4 separate regions of the Mus musculus genome follow, and all the other regions are linked to region 1. Evidence: chromatin loops called from intact Hi-C (ENCODE). Cell type or tissue: left cerebral cortex. All regions are shown on one strand. Each heading gives the region's core, and the rest is flanking DNA. Links, peaks and the distances in the headings are about the cores only. Region 1 has its middle 32 kb from the start of Tyrp1. Region 2 has its middle 86 kb from the start of Gm25803. Region 3 overlaps Lurap1l (leucine rich adaptor protein 1-like). Region 4 has its middle 160 kb from the start of Gm25803.

Region 1 (5,338 bases), core at 209-5,208:
ACCTTACATAGACAGTGAGTGATAGAGATAAAGTTCTTCCCATGGATATCCAGTTTTTCCAGCACTGTTTGTTGATGAGGCTGTCCTTACTATAGTGTGCATATTTGATGCCTTGCTGGGAAACAAGTTGTCTGTGGACATCTAGATTTGTTTTGGGGATCTCTATAACAACTCAGATCTAAATTTCTGTTATGCTGTGATGCTGCCTTGAATACTGTGGCTTGTACTCTGTCTTTCTCTCTAAAGCTTTTAAGTTTTGATTTTTGAGAGCATGTCTTGAAATCAGGTACTATGATAACTCCAGTTTTGCTTAATTTGTTCAAGATTTCTTTGGCTAATTGGAATTTCTGGTGCCTCCATGTGAATTTAGAGTAGTTTTTCTCTAACTGTGAAAATACCTTTCCCCTTCCAGGAAAGATTTCACCATGTAGTCCTGGCTATCCAGAGTTCACCATGTAGATCAGGTTTGGCCCATTCTGTCCTTAAATTTAGAGAAGTCCTCTCACATCTGAATCCCGAGGGCTGGGATTGAAGGTCTGTGCTACCACACCTGGCCCGTTGTTTATTAAAAGAATATAGAATTCTACAGAATGTTTGATTTGAGTAGTATAAACATTTTAATTATGTGAATATTGAAGACACGGATAAACCAAACAAAGTGGATTTATGAGGGAGAACTTCAAGCTGTGTTAAATGTGAGACCGTAGTTTAAGAGTACAGGCAACTTCAGTAGAAACAGCATTCAGTAGAAACAGCATTCAGTAGACTCATGTGGGTAGGAGAGAAATAACTGAAGGACAGGAAATTTTCTTCAGAATTTATGAGAGTGACTTAGAATCCTTCAGTCAGCTTTATAGTCTTCTTGATTTATTCTCCTTGATCATTGCCAGAAGAGAGTCAAGGATAAACTTTTCATGGGAATTTGCTAAGGGAAGATGAAGAATCTGGAAGTGGCTTCATTTTTCTCTGCTGCTCACAGCTGAGCCAGCTTCTCACAAAGGGAACGTTTGTGAAGAGCTGAGGAATGGCTTGGAAGGTGCCTAGGCCCTAATCCATGGACTCGGAGTGTAACCTCGTAGGATAAAGAAGACTTTGCAGGTATGATTGAGATCTCCAGATGGGGAGATTATCCTGCATTGCCTTCATGGGTCTGAAATGCAATCACACATTTCCTGGCATAGTGGAGGAGAGCAGATATTCAATGAACAGACACAAGGAAAGCCTTGGGACAGAAGCAAATGTGAGACGCAGAGATGCAGACCTCGGGGTTTAGAGGTGGAGGAAGGCACACAAGCCAAGGACGGAAAGCAATGAGATTCAGAAGCCAGGAAGGGCAAAGAGGAGTTTTCCCTATCCTTGATGGGAAGAGAAGTCCTGAGCAAATGCTGAACTCTGCTCAGCAAAGCCGACTTGGAAATTGAGAGATTTACATTTATATACAGGATTTATTACAGTGGTTTGCAGGCTGTGGTCCAGCTAGGCTAGATCCAACGATGGCTGTCTATCAAGAGAAAGGCCAAGAATCCAGTTCAGCCCATGGGGCTGGATGTCTCTGCTCATCTTCAGTACATGATGGAATCCTGAAGAGTCAGTCAGTACCGGATCAATAGTTCAACTGGTCATGTTCCATGTTCCATGCTCCCTTCTCTCATGTCCTTTATATAGGCTGTCAACCAGAAGATGTGGAGCAGATTAAAAATGTATCTTCTTACCCCAAAAATTCAGATTAAGTATGGATCCTCTCCCAGCCTGGTCTACAGAGTGAGTTCCAGGACAGCCAGGGCTACACAGAAAAACCCTATCTGGAACCCTTTCTTCCCCCTTACCCCCCGCCTCCCGAAAAAAGAATGGGTCCTCTCACTTCAAATGATTTAACTACAAAAAATTTCCTGACAGGTGTATCCAGCCTTTAGAATTTTAGTTAATTCCAGATGTAGTAAAGTTGACAAAAAAGAATATTCCTTACAATATTTTAAACATAGGGAATCATCAATGTCACTGGAGATAACTATTAAAATGTGATTTTTGAAATCTTTACTTAAAGATACATTTTGTTTTGGTGATACATTTTAGACAGGGTCTCACTCTGTAGCTCTGAGTGGCTTGGAACTTGCTATGTATACTCAGATGGCCTCAACCTCAGACATTTGCCTACCTGTCTGCTGAGAGCAAGGCTTATTAGACTTCATTTGTTTTTTGTTTTAAACTGTGAAATAAACCCTCATTTGTGAATTGTTACCATCTATCATTTGGAGAATTTCAATCTTGTAACATGACCAGCTGAACTATTGATTGGGTCATGGCACATGTTGAGAAGTCCAGAGGCCCAAGACAGAATAAGAATTTGTCACTAATTCAAGCAGAGAAATGAATATATATACATTTATTTATCTTCACCACCATCTAGTTTAGTTCTTTAGTATTTTTGCCATCTGTATAGGAAGTTGTCTATACCAACCCTGTGATCAAGTTTCATCTCTAGAGAAGATGATAATGGTGTCTTTATGGCTGGGGAACTGTGAATTTCCGTGTTTAGCTGCACATGTTGTGATAAATTGCAATACGTACTCCACAGATTCATAACTTTCTTTCTTCTAATATTTGGTGTTGCTAGCCTTTTGGTGATAAAAGTGTAATGCAAGACTCCATGCTAATGGGCAGATTAAATTGAGTTCAGTCATCATCAATTATATCAATAACCATCTAAGATAATGGAACTTATTGAGCTTTTAAAATACTAACATCTCAGCATATGACATCCTTCAGTTATGCATGCCACAGTGAATGCCAGGGTTGGGAAATGCCTACAACGTTGCAGAAAACAGTGTGTGTAAGATGTGTTAGCCATGTTTTGTTCTTCTAGAACAAAATCTATTATGTCATCTTCACACGAACATCCATAGTTGCAAATCTGGTTCAGTTGTCAAAAGAAAAACCATTCAATTACATACATAGCACGGGCCTGCAATAAACATTTTCCTGTGCCCTTCGGTTCAGTACAGCTAGGGGCTGTAAAGTCTAGGACTACACTGACATCTAGAGGAAAGCGGCCCTAAGCACAGAGCTTTTCCAACGACTTTACAAGTTTCCTGGCTCAGTTTTCAATTTTATTATTAATTTTTGCCATGCATCTTTGCCATTCTCTTGTTCTCTAAGCTGACTATGAATTTATTTATTTTTTTTACAGAAATACTCTGTCCTAAAAAGCATAGACTAATGCAGAGAAAAAAGAAAGAAAACCAAAAATTCCCACCCGTTAGTGAACTAAGATTTCGTACAAAGATGAAGTGAATCTTTGTCACTTTCCGACCTGTCTTTGCTGGGATTAAAGTAGCTGAAAGGTGCTAAAGAAATACCTGAATAGTTCATATTGTTGTCCTTCCTATAGAATTGCAGACCCCTTCAGCTCCTTGGGTGCTTTCTCTAGCTCTTCCATTGGGGGCCCTGTGTTCCATCTAATACCTGACTGTGAGCATCCACTTCTGTGTTTGCCAGGCACTGGCATAGCCTCACAAGAGATAGCTATATCAGGGTCCCTTCAGCAAAATCTTGCTGGTGTATGCAATAGTGTCTGCGTTTGGTGGTTGATTATGGGATGGATCCCCAGGTGTGGCAGTCTCTGGATGGTCCATCCTTTCGTCTCAGCTCCAAAGAGGCCCCTTGGTCTTGCAAACTTTATATACCCCAGTACAGGGGAACACCAGGGCCAAGAAGTGTGAGTGGGTGGGTAGGGGAGCAGGGTGAGGGGAGGGTATAGGGGACTTTTGAGATAGCATTTGAAATGTAAGTGAAGAAAATACCTAATAAAAAATTGGAGAAAAAAAGAAATACCTGAATAAAATTCACTTTACTGCTTTAAAACTATGTATAGTGATAATAAAATTATTAGGACAAAATGTTAATATATACATACACACGTGCACACACACATATATACATATATCATACTTATATATACATATACACATACATATCATAACATGTATATATATACACACATACACACATACGTATACATATACATATACGTCATATAAATTCACATACACATACACTCCAACAATTTGGTACGTGTGCTATGTGTAGATGATCTGTTAGAATGCTTTCATATATTTTAAATCTAACCCGGAGTATCAGTTAAGGAAGTACATCTCCTTAATTTAAAAAGACAGATATGCATAAGCCGACTCGGTCTCAAACGTGTATTTTAGAGATGAAATTGAAACATTGTGGTTTCAGTATGGACGTAGGGAAGAGCTGAATGTTTTCCTTAGTCCAGGAACATAGAAATACATTGAGCTGGGCAAGATCTATTCTGAGGTTGCCTCTCAAAACCCTGGAAGCACCAAACAGGCAGCCGGTGCAGCGCGCAAAGGAGGCTTCTGGAAGGAATGCTGCCAAACCCAGGCGCTCCATCATGATTTGCATAAGTGCAAGCGCAGTTCCTCCTGCGTTGTAGTGCTGCACCCCAGACGCTGGGAAGCAGCTGAAGCAGCAGATGACCGTTTACTTTGCCAGAGCGCGTGAAGCAGAGAACATCCCCACATTACTCACTAAGTAATGAGGAGGGGACTGAGAAGCGTTCCGCGGTTCTGACGGGCCTGCCAGTTAGCCCCTGGGCTCTGCTTTGTGTGCTCCACACACAGCAGAGGCTCTCAGGAGGTAATGCAAATGAATCAACAGACAGCGAGAGGTCCCAGCAGCAGCAGGCAAGGTACCGCCTATGCAACAGGGCGTGATGACAGATAATTAGCTGTGACATGCCCTCGATGGCACTGGGAGGAGAGCATTCAGTTGGAAATCAGCGTGCTACAAGCTATGGCAAACCTAGAGATCAAACTTTGCAGCATACATATATATATATATATATATATATATATATATATATATATATATATATATATATTTACAGATGATTGTTTAAAAAATGTAGTTATCACTGAACTTCGTAGAACCTCTTGAAGTTTATTAAGTTCTTTTACATTAAAGCCCATACACCATCACTACAGATACACAACATACATTCTTACTTTGAGTGTTTACAAATTTATTTTTGTTTTGTAGAGCTGTCCTTATTTTAAATATAAGAAAACGGTCGCTTAGAGAAGTTATGAACTACTAGAGGACCGGCAAGCCAGTGGGGCACGCCTTTAACTTTGGCACTCAGGGAGCAAAGGCGGGCGGAGTTCCAGGCCAGCCTGATCGATGTGGTGAGGGAGTCTGAGACAGTTAGGACTAAGATGTTGGCATTTCTACATGATTTTATTTTTCTTCTTAAAAGCTGCTTGTTTGTTTGTTTATAAAAAACATTCTAAAGGTCACTACTAGAACTGGGAAA
Region 2 (5,338 bases), core at 164-5,163, 390 kb before region 1:
TTGGGGTGACTTGTACGTGTTTGAGGGAAGCCACATGCAGAGAAGGAGTGTGCAGATAGAGAAGAAAGGTTTTGGGCATTCTAATGCTGTACACTGACCTGCAGAGCCTCCTTAGAAGCTGAGTTTCTTTCCTACTGTGTGGCATAGATTTCCTCTGGTCTACATGTGTCCCTGAGAACATGTGTGGGGCTCATTTGTTCAGTCTTCCCACTTCCTGTTCCAGCTTGCCTCAGTCTGCTGATTGAGTGAGAAGTAAATGCTTTTATCTCATTAGTACTAGGGACACCTATTGCTTAGCTTTGGGTTTTTGCTTAATTTTTGGTCTTTTTTTTTTTTTTTTAACTTTTCCAAACCTGATTGGCATAGACTGCTTTTCTCTAAGAAGACCTTGTCCTCACCAGGCTACCGTTAGCCTCTCCTTCAGACCCTTTGCCTGCATTCCTTTACCTTTCACATGTCCTCTGCTTAATGAGATCTTATGCCCTGAAGCGTGTCATGTGTAAAATATATGAATACAGAGTATAATGAACACACGTGCTGATATATTTTTACTTCTTTAAAATAAATAAAAAATCCTATATGGATTTCAAAAATAAAATGTTTGAACATTAGTTTAACACAGAGATGTGGGTTTTTTGAGGAACATCAAAATACCAAACACAGTAACATATCATAATAACTCTTCATTGAATGGTAAATATAATTTTCCGAATATCTTTGATAAAAAATATCTGAAGGGATTAAAGTTCATAGCACTATGTTTCTGGAAACCCACCTCTTTGGCTCCAGCCTTTCATGTGAGCGGCATGGAGGAAACTGCCAGTGTGGTGGGCAATGAGGATACAGAGTGAGGACCGGAGAGGAAAATGATAGATAGATCAGCAATGGCTACTTGCTAAGTTGCAACAAGTAGTCCAGGTGATGCTGAAAAGTCAAAATGAGAGTACAAACCAGTCCTTTGATGGTCCCTGTGTCTAACTGGCTGTTCTCACGGTGTACATCTTTGCACGTGTGTGTGTGTGTGTGTGTGTGTGTGTGTGTGTGTGTACGCGTGCGTGCGTGCATGTGTGTGTGCGTGCGTGCGTGTGTGCGTGCGTGTGTGTGTGTGTGTGTGTGTGTTTGTTTTTGTGGTTGTTTTATTCTGATTCTCTGCCATCTTTATTGTCAAATTTCACTAAACACTGGCCATGCACTATAATGTGAATATGCTAATATTCCAAGCTAAATGATTGTCATGTCTGAACATTCTTCACTGTCAATAAGATTAAACAGTCAGGCGGAACACTGTGGCACCTGACCTGCTATCCCAACACTAAGGAGGCTGAGTAAGGAGGATCACGAATTTGAGGTGAGCCTGGGCTGCACGACAAAACACTGTCAACAACAACAACAACAACAAAATAAGAAATAATTTAGTTCCCTACTTTTATAAATGAGTTGAGTTTTTTAAATTGTCAACAATATATTGTAAAAGCTACCATTGAAAACTGTTTTCTAGCAAGTGATTTTTTATTTAACTCAAGTGTTTGGAAGTAGGTTTTTCTAAAGGATTAAATAATTTAATATGACCTCACCCTGTTCTAAGTCAAGGGAATTAGCAGCCAAGCATTAAGGGTGCACATTGGAAGCTGGGGTGACCAGGATGAATGAAGAGCAGCTGGGGCTGTCATTAGCATGTGCTTAGCTGCACTCTCCACAATCCAGACATTAGACCCGCCCAGCTTCCAGCCATCAGTGTATACATTTCCACCAGGAGGATCCTGAGATTGCTCAACTTCTACTGTCTTCACAGGGCAGGTCTCCGCAGGTGAGCAGCTTTCCCAGCGATTGTGTGTATGACTCAGAGTTGCTCTAGTGGCTGTGCCCATAGCAGTGTGAGGCAAGTTCCCATAGAATATTGCCACATGATAGTATTGAGACACTTAGAGGGAAAATAAAAGAGACTAAGCCAAAGAGGTATTTTGATGACTGTTGTGTTTAGTATTGATATGCTAACACACACTTGGTTCAATATCTGTGTCATAGTGATTGCAGTATCAGGTTCTGCACTGATTTAAGGTTTGGACAGCTTACACAGCATGCGTGCACTCTCATCACTTAAAGCGTGTGGCACTAGAAAGCAATGCTCTGACTGAATGGACAGCAAAAACATAAAAATAAAAATGGGTGAACTTGAGGCTAGTGCTGGCCACCATTAATGTGTTTATTTATATGGGTGAGCTCATAATGTATGTTTCAAAGGAAACATTAGAAACAGAAAAGTTAGAATTATCTACAGTAAATAAAAATGATAGACAAGAAGCTATTACACCCACATTAAAATATTTGGCTCCCTGGGGACTGTCAGCCTCAGCCAGTGATAGTTTGCACATATACAGTGCAACAGTGACCCCATTAGGCAGAGTTTCTCTTCCTTTTCTACCTTTCCAGGTGGACAAAAGGAAGAGATGCAGGCAATTGGGCAAAATAGGGGTGTTTAGAATGTGCCAAGGAGGGAGGTGAGATTTTAGCATTATCGTCATAGTGCCAATGATATTTAGCAAGTTCTTACTCAATAACATAAATTATTGAATTTGAATAATCAAAATTCCTGAAGGACAAGCCATATCTCTACGGTCCCCGAGGATACCGGCATAAAGTTGTCTTTAATTAAATGTACTTGAAATTCTCTAAAGTAAACCCGGGAGAGAAACTAAAACAAATCCACTGAGGAAGTTGCACTTCTGAGGTCGAACCACTAGAGGGCAGGAGAGCCCTGCTACTTTTGTTTTGCAACAGTCCTCTGGACACTGAGCCCCTCACCACTTGCCCTTGCCTGGTCCCCACCTCATGACTGGTTAAATGGTCTCTGCAGAAAGGGTCTCCAATCTTATTTCTAAAGTACCAGGCCTTTACAGTTCCCCAGGGACTTGTACAGAAGCAGAAAGCAAGTATGTATTTTACAGATTACATTGTTTCTGCTTTTGTGGAACTTTGTTTTTTGCTCTGGAGAAAAAAAAGGATAGAGCCACAGGCTTACAAGGTTTGTCCTTCCTTCCTTCCTTCCTTCCTTCCTTCCTTCCTTCCTTCCTTCCTTCCTTCCTTCCTTCCTTCCTTCCTTCCTTCCTTCCTTCCTCCCTCCCTCCCTCCCTCCCTCCCTCCCTCCCTTCTTTCTTTCTTTCTTTCTTTCTTTCAGAAAAGACCAAATTAGCTAATTTTTTACAAATACCTTCTTTATGAAAATCTAATTTAAAATGGGACAGTTTTAAAGACAATTTTAAAATGTAGCTAATTGTATTCCAAACAAAATATTCCATATAAGAAAACTAAAAGAATATCCACACTAAGTGCCAATGCTCAGAAGCCAGACGTTTTATTAATATTACTACTACTTCACAGAATTTTTAAATTACTTTGAAAGCACATTTTATGGTTTTCTTTTCCCACCCTCTCAATAGAGCTTTCATTCTGATAGGATGAGAGATTTGGTGGATTTTTTCCTGACTTAAGGTGAAGTCGGCTTGAGTGTCGCTTCAGGGCTTTAGTGGAGAGGATTTAAAGAAGCCGTTGTTCTCCTCCTTCGCTGACCTTCAGCCTCCTCTTGGTAAGTTTCATCTCTGGAACAAACAGAAATAAGCTTATCTGGCATCTTTGGCTTGGGACACTTAGAGTTACGCTTCTACAGACATATGAGCCTACTAAGTTTTCTTGCTGTAGAAGAGTATGATTTGAAAAACATTTTTTTTCCTTATAGAGAACATGCACATAAAACTATACTCTAGTCTTAGGCCCTTAGGATCACCAAAATAGTCTTCATTCTGTTTAATGGCAATTTGTATCCATTGAACATGGTAAATTCTGAAAACTAAGGCATGTTATCCCTGTGTGATAAGAGCCAAGGTTCACTAAATTAATAAACATCCAGTATTATTAACACTCCTGGTACCTTCTTAGTTTTTGTTAAAGTCTCCCCTCTTCACAGAAGTGCTTCCTGACACTTTACATTAAGTGGGTTTTAAGCAGAGATGACAGCTAATACTGTACTGTGTCAAACAGTGCCTTCAATTTCTAGCAAAAGTAATGCATTTTTACAAAATCCTTCTTTGTTTTCTCCCAATTTTTCTTTGGTAGCCCCATGATCTTAGTGCTCTGTCTTTCAGTAAGGGATTAAAAGCATGCAGGGTGTATACGTAGCCCCGGGCAACTTCCTGGAAGGCTTTGCTGAAGTCCCCTTTTAAGCTTAGGGCTCCTGGCTCAGCTTAGCTTTTTCTCTTAATGTGTAAATCGACTATTACTCACTCTGAAGTTCAGTCTACACTGATCCTTAGGAAACTGCAAGAATACAGTAGTAAAACAGAAAACAAACAAAGCAAAAGCAAAACAAACAACACCCCCCCTCCCGTACCTAAAGGAAAGGCCTTGGAAGACCTCCACCAGCCATGGGTTCCTACCGTCTTGGAATATGCTTTGGCTAACACTTTCGTGGTGTTAACCGCAAAGATGGTATCTTTATTTCCTTGGAGCAAAAGAAAAAAAATCTTCATGAGCCTTGGAACAGTCGTTGTAGACCTGTATTTGCATCGTGGCTTTTCTCAATTCGAACCCTGTCCCAACTTCTGTTCAATTGGCTATCTATTCCCCGGCTATCAGAGAATGGTGTGATTTCACGTTACAACTTCACTGTAAAAGCCTTTCTTTCTATGGGGAGCAGCACTCTTCTGAAGTAGCCGATTCTTCCCTTTGGATACTATCTTAAGTAAAAAGAGATCGTTTGACAATGTTAAGCTTGAAATGTAGTGACCTTGGTTAATCCATTATTAATCCAGTTCAGGTATCGTTCCAGCATGAACTGTCAAGGTTCCCTCTATTGGACACAAGGACCACCCTGACCTGGAAAATAATAGTCAATGAAATCCTTTTTATGTGGTGCTGTCTCTCTTTAGTCTTTATCTGAGGTGGGGAGAACTCCAACATATTAACTTTTTCTTTTCTCTTTTCTTTCTTTTTTTTTTTTCAAAAAGCTCTGGTTTCTTAATTCAACCATCACTTACTCAGCTCATATCACATACTGATCCCACATATACACTTTGAATACGGATACCCAAAACACTAGGAATAACCACCCCCACCCATCCATCTCCGTCTACTAAAATTGCTGGTCAAGAGCCGCACTATAAATAGGAACAGGGTGACAAGGCCCTGTCTTTAGAAATTGATAAAAACTTCGATTTTGGGTAAGACTATAGTTGAAGTTTCAGGGCTGGTAGAGTGCGGGGAGCAGTAAACCAAAATGAATTTGAAGCAGAAGTCACATTGGTCATGATAATGGCAAAAGCTCCTACTGGCGTCTTCAGCCTCT
Region 3 (5,338 bases), core at 260-5,259, 86 kb before region 1:
ATTAAATGGTTCTGAAGATGGCCCAGCTGTTAAGAGTATGTGCTTCTCCTTCAGAGGACCAGAGTTTGATCCCCAGCACCCATGTTGGCTGGCTTACAACTGCCCATAATCCCAGCTCCAGAGGATCTAATGCCTCTGGCCACCACAGTCCTAGGTATCCATTACACATCTCCACCAAACACACACATATAAAACAAAATAAATACCAAAAGAAAAACTAAGTGTTTTGACTCACTATACATATTCAGGTACCAATCCAGAAAACTAGGAAATTTTTTTTTAGGATGAAAAAATAACATATTGGTATTTATAGTTATAATGGTTCTGCTCTTACCTTACTGTACACGTTTATGCCTTCTACTATGTCAAAATAAATATAAGAAAATATCTGTAAATCTCAAACTATCTTTAAACTTAGTATTTCAAAATAGATTCCTGCTGAAATGTTACACTTCCCAGATTCCCTGGAACCAGGAAAGACAATTCCTGAAGGGAGGCACTACAAGAGGGACCATAACACACACGTGGTAGTCATTTCTGCCATCTTCTTCCTGTGGAAAATTTCTCATCTGCCTGCTTGACTCAGAGATCCACGTGGCTGACATTGTGACCCTTCTCTGTGGATTCACCAATCTTCGCTGTCCTGCTTCAGATCTGACACACCATTCTTTCATTCTCTCCTTTATTCCTCCCACAGAAATCCAAAGGTCATTGCCGGTACTCACCTTGAAAACTACTGTCCATTTTCCTTTGAAATCTAGTAGTATAATACATATTGTGAAACAAACTCAAGATTTGTGTTAAATGCATTGCTGGAATTCTAAAATTCTAATCTATAATGTGGACACCAGAGTAGGCTAAATCGAGCCTATGCAGTGTGGGTCTTCCAAATGTCAGTGATGTGGATACATGTATCTAAGAGTACAGCTCATTGTGCACCAATGCATTCTGGCTTTGTAATAATGTCTACCTTTGTCCAAATAGCTGGTTTGATTTAACGCACAAACAGTAAACCATCTTCGTATCTTCTGGCACATAGAAATCTCAAGTCATTCAACACCACAAACCACGGTATGAAGGAAGTGATCAGACTTTGGTTTATTGTAAAATTTAGCAAAGTGTTCATATAATCCCTGACCCCTTACTCTGAAATCAAAAGCAGAAACAATTATTGCTTATTTTCCCCCTCTACTTTGTCTGTGCTACTTTAAGAGAAGGGAGAGAGATTATTACAATAAATAAAAATAGAGATGTAACAGAGAAAAATAAATCAGTCTAGATGAGAAATATTAGGAGCAACAGAAATATCATTAAGCAGTTTAAAAATAAGCTTCTTTAAAAAGGTTGCCTTATTAAAATAAATCACACCAAAAATATAGCAGCAGAGAAGAAGGATACATACAAGTTTAATTGCACACCAGTCCCATGCAAAAAAGTGGATCATTAGCCAAAGCAGTAGTACTCAGAATCCAACTTGGGATGCTTGTGCAGAGCCTGTGAGTCCTCTATGATGGAGCTGTCACTGAACTGATCCAAGTCTGAAGGGGTCTGATGACCTGGTACATCATCTGCCAAAGTGTCCAGGTAGCTCCCTACTGAGATGCCATCCAGCCCATCACTGCCATCATGGAGGCTGTTGTAGCTGCCACGTAAGGAGGTACTCTGACTCTCCAGCAAACTACACAGGCTGCCACTGAGACTGCTGCCTCGGCTGGTAATGGTGGCTTTTTCCTCGATCATCCACTTGATGGACTCGATGCTCTCATTGATGAGGAGCAATTGACGCATGAGCCTTACATCAGTGGCTCTGAGGTTAACCTAGGATGGAGAAGAAGAGAAGAAAGACATGCTAGTTATTCAATGTTCAAGAAAAATCTCAAATTTGCTCATATCACTGCAGTCCACAATGTTAAATTTACTACACACACACACACACACACACACACACACACACACACACACACACACACTTGTCTCACCCACTCTGGAAATTGTTGACTCCTAGTAGAAGTCAGAATCAAGAACTCACTTCCTGACATATGCATCAGGCTCCTAAACAGCCAAAAAGAAAAAAAAAATCCCCATTGTATTTCTGACCCCAATGAAGCTCCTTGAACACACCCATCAAATGCCAAGTTGTCTATTAAGAAATGCATTCTTTTTCTGGATTAACTTATCAGTACTAATGTGGAACTGGGTGTGACAACCAAGAAAGTGAAGAAATTAGGGAGTCCTCATTAATTTTATAGATACCTCTGCTTATTAAATGATAACATCCAACATTGTGAAAACAAAACCAACAACATTCATTACAAAAATCTAATTACCCTGTCCTGTAGGCATTATTGCTTTCATCTTTCAAAAAGAACTGAAAACCGCAGGCAAAAAAACAAAGTTAAGAAAAAGTAGAAACTGGCAACCCTTCTAACTGCATCTCCATAAAGAACACTAGGATAATTCATTTGCTTTTAAGGTTAAACAAACTGGCTGGCCACAAGAGGGCCTACTCACATTCATTACAGTTTTGAAAATAAATCCCATCCTTCCACTGGCCATAGTAACCCCAAAGACTGGCCATGCCAATTCTCTCTTTAAGACCTAGAGCTAATTCAGATATGTAGGTCTCAAGAATTATCAAAGGCATTCATTCTTGAGTGACTCAAACCACAAACAGAAACCTATTGTCATCAGAAATGTGCTTTCATGCAAAAGGACTTCCTGCTGAGGAGTGAATTCATAACTGAAGGTGAAAAGTGAATGTGTGAACAAACAGGGATGGATAAAATCTCCTTCACCAGAGAGCCAGTGGGAACAGTGTTAGGTGTATAGAGTGCTTGCCCATAGTGTTCTGGGTTCAACACTAATGGGTAGGCAAAGTTACAGAGAGAAGAGACAGACAGGGAGATAGACAGATGGATAGACAGACAGAGAAGAAAGAAAACAGTTCCACTCTAGAGTACAATTTACAAAAAGTAACAAAAACATAAATGGAAAACTAAGAAGTACAAGGCACACTTTTAAAATTCTCTAAGATATTAAAGCAACTTCTTTTTTTTTTTTTGAATTTTCTTTTTTTTCCATTTTTATTAGGTATTTAGCTCATTTACATTTCCAATGCTATACCAAAAGTCCCCCATACCCACCCACCCCCACTCCCCTACCCACCCACTCCCCCTTTTTGGCCCTGGTGTTCCCCTGTACTGGGGCAACTTCTGCATCTTCTTAGTAATATGCATAATTATACAAGCAGTAACAGGTTAAAATCAGTACTTTTTATGATGTTCCAAACAAAAGGGTATGAACTCAGCAAGTCTCAAACTTTATTTTTTAATTACTTTATGCTGCTTCAATAACCTTGCAATGACTATGACCAAGACAGAGACTTTCTGAAAGTCTTTGTGTTCAAATTTACCCACAGACCTTATAGGTCATCAAGACAGAGTTCAAATCACAAATAATACCAGTATCTACAAATATAACAATGCACATGGATCCACTGATCAGCAAAGAAAACCACTGGGTCACACTGGTACTCTTCAGCCAGCCTCTGAAGCTGAAGGACCTTCCCATGCCATTACACGCATGGAGCAAGACCAGCAGGATCTTCTCCCAACAACTTTGCAAATGGAAAACAGATGCCTGCTCCCAAATGCCTGCTTCACCCATAAAAACACCCCACCTGGGTTGAGCTCTGAGCATGCATTTACGGACCATCATCATTTATCATTTCTCCAAACCCTCCTCGTTTTTCTTGGTGGACTTTTCCCAGCTTACTGACTCTAGTCCCCCATGTTGATCCAAGAAGCTTCTGTAGCACTTTAGGTTTCTATCTTACGACATTGCTGAATTTTGTGCCATTGCATAGTAGACTGATTTGTGATATATATTACAAATATGTGTGTATATATGTCTCAGTTAGGCAAATAAGCCCCTTAGGAGAGTCATTCTTTTTTTTCCCAATTGTTTATTAGGTATTTTCTTCATTTACATTTCAAATGCTATCCCAAAAGTCCCCCATACCCTCCCCCACCCTGCTCCCCTACCCACCCACTCCCACTTCTTGGCCCTGGTGTTCCCCTGTACTGGGGCATATAAAGTTTACAAGACCAAGGGGCCTCTCTTCTTAATGATGGCTGACTAGGCCATCTTCTGCTACATAAGCAGCTAGAGACACGAGCTCTGTGGGTATTGGTTAGTTCATATTGTTATTAGGAAAGCCATTCTTACTGCTCTACTAAATTGCAAAGTCTTTCCTAAACACTTTTTAAAATTTTAGCCATATTTTAAGATCTTTGACATATCAGCTCTTAATAAATTAATAAACTCAGGCTTTCAGAAATAACATGAGTCAAGGGTTAATTTTCTATCAGCAATTTTGGTCTTGTATAGTGGTAGCATCTAATATATATATATATTTTTCAATTTAATTGATCAATAAGAAGAAAAAGAAAGCAGACTATGAAGGAACAAAAGCTTCCTTTGACCATGAAATGATTCAAGTAAGGAAATCTTTTGCTGCTAAAAGCAAAACATTCAGAGTCTATTGAGTCACTGTTGGGGAGGGCGGGGGAAGTATCATGGTTAAAAACCTGTTCACATAAATAATGATTATAGATGTGTGTCTATCCCTTTGTCCCCCGGGACAGTAAACAGTCTCTTCCAGATTGCTGGGTGTGCTGATTTCTGTGGTTGGCTGCTGGTCTGTTCCAGGAGTTCTTGTCTGTTACTCGTGGCTTTCTTCCAGAACTAAGGTATGGTTACAGTATTGATGAACCTTGGGAGAATTAGTAATCCACCAAAAACTGAGTCACAGTGCTACTCCAATGACTGCCCGACCCTTTTCATGCTATGATTCATCTCAGTCCTTGCCATAACTGCACCAAAAACAGAGTAGCTTTACACAGTGGCAGGAGCCCGTGCTTTTCTCATCTAGGCTGTTAGAGTCCTGTGACTTTATTCTGAGCATATTGCCAGTTGGGGCCCTCCTCAAGCTCAGAGCTTCCATGTTATCAGCACGTCGAACCCATTCCTGATTAGTCATGCCCAGTCGTCAAGCCCAGTTAGACCGAGTTTCATGACTATTGTTTCCTGCCTAATATTTATGACTTGCTGAAACCAATTTATTACTTGTGTGTAAAGGAGTTTCTGAGTACTAGGAACTTGGTCTGCCTAATTACCACTGCTTGCTAAGTCCTAGAGGAGTACGTGGCACATAATAGCTACTTGGTCAAAATATGTCCAATAATTGGACACCAGCTATGCACCAGATTGGACCCCTTCAGAACACTGGGGCTTTGTGTGGGCTGGTGGTATAGGACTTGAAAAGAAAAAAGTCATC
Region 4 (5,338 bases), core at 120-5,119, 310 kb before region 1:
GTTGATCGCTGACAAGCCCAGCGGCAAGCATCTTCAAATATGACAGATTCTGAAGTATAGTGAAGGCTGTGTTTATTTTCAAATGACTGTGTTGTTGTGTACTACAGTCCAGACACTCCTGTCAAATGGGAGAAGAGAGACACAGGTTGTGACTGGAGAGAGGGCTGATAGAGGGCTCTTGCTACCTGAGCACACCTCTATGAAATAAGATTTTAAACAAAATAGAAGACAACAATTAAGAGATTGAAATGGCTCAAATAGAGAGGAAACCAAACCAGACTGAAAACCTACAATTAAAATCACTTGAACAGTAAGCTGGGTCACTTGTTTTCTTCTGTGTGGCTACTTTTTTAGGATTCTGTACCCACATGTCATGAATATATACCAGATTGAAAGACTTGAACACCAATTTTGTTTTTAATTTTTAATAATTTGAATATAATTAATGAATTGGGATTATTTTTCCATCTTGTAGAATCTACACAGAAGTTACTTTTTAAGCTAATACTTAAATAACATGGATATTAGTATTTTTTAAAGCACCTAAAATATTTCTGAAGTTAGGAACTTACTTATCATAATTACATACTTTTTTTTAATGTCAGAAAAATACTTTTCCAGACTTGAATCATGGGGAAGAAGTTTCTTTTTATCCAGGCAGAGTAGCTCAAAATAGACTGGATGGTTTCCAAGATTTTCAAAATGAGTTTTGATCTGGTTTAAGACAGTTTTAAATATTTTTCAAAGACAAGAACATTTTGAGAAAATTTTCAAAAGTTAGAAAATGAAGCTTTCTTAACAAGAAATAGATCTTACAAATTAACTGTTTAAAAACCTAGTAAAGTCTATTCAATCAAATCCAATCATCTCTCTTTTTCTACCCCCCCCCCCACACAGTGTGTGTGTATGTATTGGAAACTGAGAATTAACTTTGAAACTTATTTGGGAAACACAACTCCTGAAATAAGGTCAAAGGGATCTCTTCAAAGAGCAGCGTGGGGGCATCCTAGTGATGCCTGAAGATGAACAGTTGCACAAACAGCATGGTGAGAACCGACCTGGGGTCAACTAGAACCAAACACGCACCATCAATTGGCTTTCAAGGCAACCCAGCATAGGCGTAGACTATAGACTGAGTCAAGGCTGCTTACTGAAGGAAGAGGCTCTCCAGCAAGCTGAGATCAGAGCACGAGACACATACATCAAGTAACTGGTTTTATATCACTAGACATGAAGGAAGCTGTAAATGATGCTTTCATTTAAATTTAATTTCTGCTTATCAAGAGACACCGTGGGGGAACACCAAGTGAAGAAGCCACAGGCTGAAGAAGATAGTTCTCCAACCCACAGTAATAACAGAAAACTCACACCCACATTACAGGAACAGCTTACTATATGTGGGTTTTTGGAAAGCTCAGTTTCTAAATGGACATGTCACAGAGGAAGACCCACAACTCCTTGCGAGCATATGAAAGAATGCTCAACGGCAGTCAACAGCAGAGAGCTGAAAGTTAAAATCCAAACATGTTAACAGTTCACATATATACTATATAGTGGCTAAATTAGAATGGACAAATAGTGGCCAACATCATTCCCCAGTATCATACATACTGGCTGAGGTTGCAAAATCCTGTGTCTAAACATGGGTTTCATCTCTGAGCTACCTCATTTCATACATGAAAATATTACAAGCTGTGAAGACACCAGAAATCTAGACTATTTCTGCTCCCAGACGTTTTGGACTAGGATTTCTCTACTTGCATGTCTTAATTGTGATAGAGCTTGCACTAATGAATGTACACTTGTTGTGATTCAATGGACTGCTTCCTTACAAACATCCATTTTATTTATTAGATATCAATTACTAAAAGCATTGCCATATATAAGTATGACTTCGGATTATTTCACCTTAAGTAGCACAAGACTTAGCTGAATACAAGGAAAGGGGGAGATAAGAAGATGGCCTGGTGGATAAAGAGCTTTCGAGGGGCTGAGCTTATGTTCCTACAGATATGCTGGGTATGATGGAGGTACCATCCCAGAAGATATGTCTCTGAGAGATCAGGGACCAGTGTGTCTGGCCAATCAGTGAGCTCTAGGTTAACTGAAAGACCATGTTTCAAACATTAAGGTGCCCAGTGAAGATGACAGGGTAATCCTTATGCACAAACACACCCTGCACACGCACGCATACACAGACACACACACACACACACACACACACACACACACACACACACACACACACACCCAGATGTATATACCAAACATGTGTAGAGAAAAGAATAGCAGCTTTAATTTATTGAAAGTATTTTTGCTTCTGCAAAGGGACTGTTAGTTTCTGAGCTTAGCTGTCATTCATAGCGAGTAGGTGATTTTCAAGTAATTTATTTCTGCTTTCTTGTTCTCCAGTCGCCTGTGAATGTACATGTCCAGGTGCCTTATGCTAGGTTGGGCTAGTAAACAGTCCCTTTTACTAGGGAACAGGCCCTTGCACATTCTAGCTGTGAACATCGTAAGAACATATCAGGATATTTGCTTTGTAGGTGATTTTATTTAGGCAGCACTGGGTCACTTGCAGGAGCCAATCAAGTGCAGAGTAAAAATACTTGCATCTCAAACTAGGAAACCATGCTTTTTTTAAAAAAGCATTAAAAGTGTGGTGGAGATTTTTTTTTTCTTTTTTCTTTTTAACTAGGAGCAATACAGTGAATTGAGTCTGCTGAAGAACAAAGGAAATTCCAGCTTCAGGTGGGCAGTACCCCAGCTCCCATTTCTGGCTTGACAGCTTCTTGGCAAGAGCCATGGCATCAAGCTTGACTGGATGGGAAGGAAGTCCTGAGGGGAAGCGCAGGGCGGGGGCCGGAAGAACAGCGAGGGAGGCTGGAGCCTCAGCTGCAGCCTGAGCTCCGTTTCTACGGCGCAGCGCCAGCGCCACCATGTGGCCATCTGTGGCGCATCAGCGGGAGAAACCGAATCTCAACACATTTGCAGAGCACAGAACTTGTTCAAAGGCCTGGGAAATCCTTGAGCAAGAGCATCCTCCAGCTCTTTCCCATCTAAGAGTGTCAGAGATTTCCCAACAGCTCAATTAGTAACCCATCTGGAATGTTCGCTGTCTAGGCACTTGGTATTTGTTTCTGCACTTATCAAATAATGCTCAACGTTATGTGCCACACACAAAACGGAGCAGGTAGTCCGCACACATGGAGGACCAGTGGGACATATTAACTGTGAGATGATCAGTATAAGACAAGAACTTCAGTGTGGCAAGGAAAGGCACATCTGAGCCTGTTGGGGAGCATTCAGTGTTTACATAGATGTACGTACGCTTTCCTCCCACCCACGATGAGCACAGGAATTGATACCCTAGTAACGGCGGCCCCAGAGTCTGTTCTCTGTCTGCTACTGCTGCTGGGTTTCACCAACCTTCCTGTTGTTAAGTGTGCCTTCTGTGTGCAGGAAGAGAACCGTCAAGGAAAAAACAGTGTTACAATCCACTGTTACTCATAGCTGAGTTCCTGCACCTTGCCCGTTTTCCTTGCTTCCATTTCCTGTATCCACAGTGCTTGTGTATTCTCCAGTTAACACAGTGTAAACAACTGTTCTAAAAGTGCTTCAAGTTAGTTTGAAAAGTTAAATAAACAAGGCTTCTTCAAGGGCTTAGGGAATGTGCATGATGCCCGGTTGTGCACAGGTCCACTTGTGTTCCCGTAAGCCACAAGGGGTCATCCTTGTGGAGAACCTAGTGGGGTTCGACCATTGTTTCATTTGTGAGGTTAACTCTTCTCGATCAATGTCTCTGCCACTGTGGGGTCATGGCCATAATAATGACAGTCACCCAGAAGTTTAGATTCAAAATAGCAGACAATAGGATGCTGAAAAGATACCTGCTCACACCCAGCTTCCAGACCCGGTAGCAACGACCTCTGGGAGTGAACAGACCACAGCTCCCAAATGCACACAGGAAGTCACTCTCTGTGCCTGTACCCAGCAGGTTCCCGCTGAAGTGGGAGACAACTGCTCTAACAACCCCAAACAAGGATAAGGCAGGTAATTAGATGAGCCATGTAACAAGCTGGAAGACGTGATCTTAATGAACACAGCAGATTTGTTAACAATTACCGGAAACCGAACTGTCGGGCATAATTTATGGTTACGCCCTTAAGGAGCTGAGAGTCTTCACTAATCACTTATGCCTCATCCTGTTAGTGTATTCCCTTCTTGTTTACATGTGTGCTCAGCCTAAAGGTTGATGCCTTGGCTGAGGTCATCCCTCTCTGCCAAGTCTATTGAGAATCTAATCTCTGGTCATCAGGATTCATTAAACGTGACTGGATTTAAAGAGAAAAAAAAAAGGTATCATTTGGACCCCGAAGACCAAGTTCTCAGCTCAAAGGGACAAAGGTCAGGAAATAAAAAACAAAGACAGGAGATAGAGGACAGAGAGAAAGGCAGAGGAACAAGGCAGAGGGGGCAGGGATATCTGCCTAGGTATGGGGCAAAGGACTGCCTCTGGATAGAGAGGAGACAGATGTGGTCCACAGGAAAATGGCAGTTTATAGAGGTAAAGAGGGAAACCCTGTGTTTGGATGAGGTGTTGAATTTTAATTGGATAAGTTAATTAAGGAAGCTGGGGGGGGGACGACTTTTGATTGCTGGGTTTCAGTCCTTTGATAGCTGGACCTTGGCAATCAGCCTCAGGAGGAAGAAGTGGTCAAATAGCAATAGACCTTGGTGGTTAGCTTTAGGAATATAATCTGCTTTTAACAAGGCAAGTGGGATGGGAGAAAAGAGCAAGACCTGCCAGAGCCATGCTCACATACTTGAGTCCCTTCAAAAATCCACTAGAAGATTGGAATTGTCTGTGAGAGTGTTGCCCTGAGAGGACTCACTGAGGGTAAAAACCCACCTTGGAAGTGGCCAGAAGCCACCCTGGACATGGGCAGCAGCACCCATTCCATTGCCTGGGACCCCAAACAGAATAGAAATGAAGAAAGGAGAAAGTTTGTAGCAGCATTGTTTTTCAACTGTTTTGCCTGCTGAGCTGGGTGTTTCTCTGCCCTGACACTCTCCCCTCCTCCCGTCCCCTCCTGTCCTGTCTGTTATTTACTGAAACCCTTGTAAAAGTTCCTATTAGTTTCCTTGAAACTGTAAGCTGAACTGCCATCCCACCCTTAAGTTGTGCCATCAGGCTTATGTCCATAGAGATAAGAGAAGTCACTTGAGCATATATTTTCCATCCAGCTTGTGTCACATTGTGGATGTCAAGGTCTAGTAGATGGGGGGGGGGAGGGGTGCTTCTAGGCCCATAGTCCTCTTTGAGAGTTGGTTCCTT

What was found. Peaks named below come from ENCODE experiments on the same cell type or tissue, not always from the same donor. Only the 100,000 strongest peaks of a DNase experiment are listed, where the experiment ranks them.
Region 2: it touches region 1 in a loop (7-fold over the local background); 21 of 42 quality-filtered maps call a loop at or near these places.
Region 3: a loop joins it to region 1, with 3 times the contacts of the local background. A loop is called at or near these places in 14 of 42 quality-filtered maps.
Region 4: a loop joins it to region 1, with 11 times the contacts of the local background. A loop is called at or near these places in 14 of 42 quality-filtered maps.

What each region holds. Positions count from the first base shown.
Region 1 is chr4:80,863,945-80,869,282 of GRCm38, reverse strand. No RefSeq gene overlaps it. Among named protein-coding and RNA genes, the nearest start is that of Tyrp1, 32 kb to the right of the region's middle. In left cerebral cortex, for the core only: a CTCF peak has its summit at 3,038; DNase peaks (open chromatin) are centred at 3,030, 4,462 and 5,175; H3K4me3 peaks cover 736 bases; H3K27ac peaks cover 819 bases.
Region 2 is chr4:81,249,567-81,254,904 of GRCm38, reverse strand. No RefSeq gene overlaps it. Among named protein-coding and RNA genes, the nearest start is that of Gm25803, 86 kb to the left of the region's middle. In left cerebral cortex, for the core only: a CTCF peak has its summit at 2,728 (motif pointing right); a DNase peak (open chromatin) is centred at 2,738.
Region 3 is chr4:80,950,043-80,955,380 of GRCm38, reverse strand. Lurap1l (leucine rich adaptor protein 1-like) reads right to left here. Exons shown (of 2, transcript NM_026821.5): 2 at 1,080-1,818. The coding sequence ends at 1,444. Among named protein-coding and RNA genes, the nearest start is that of Lurap1l, 42 kb to the right of the region's middle. In left cerebral cortex, for the core only: a CTCF peak has its summit at 2,510 (motif pointing right); a DNase peak (open chromatin) is centred at 4,887.
Region 4 is chr4:81,176,481-81,181,818 of GRCm38, reverse strand. No RefSeq gene overlaps it. Among named protein-coding and RNA genes, the nearest start is that of Gm25803, 160 kb to the left of the region's middle. In left cerebral cortex, for the core only: a CTCF peak has its summit at 2,937 (motif pointing left); DNase peaks (open chromatin) are centred at 1,413, 1,693, 1,991 and 2,912.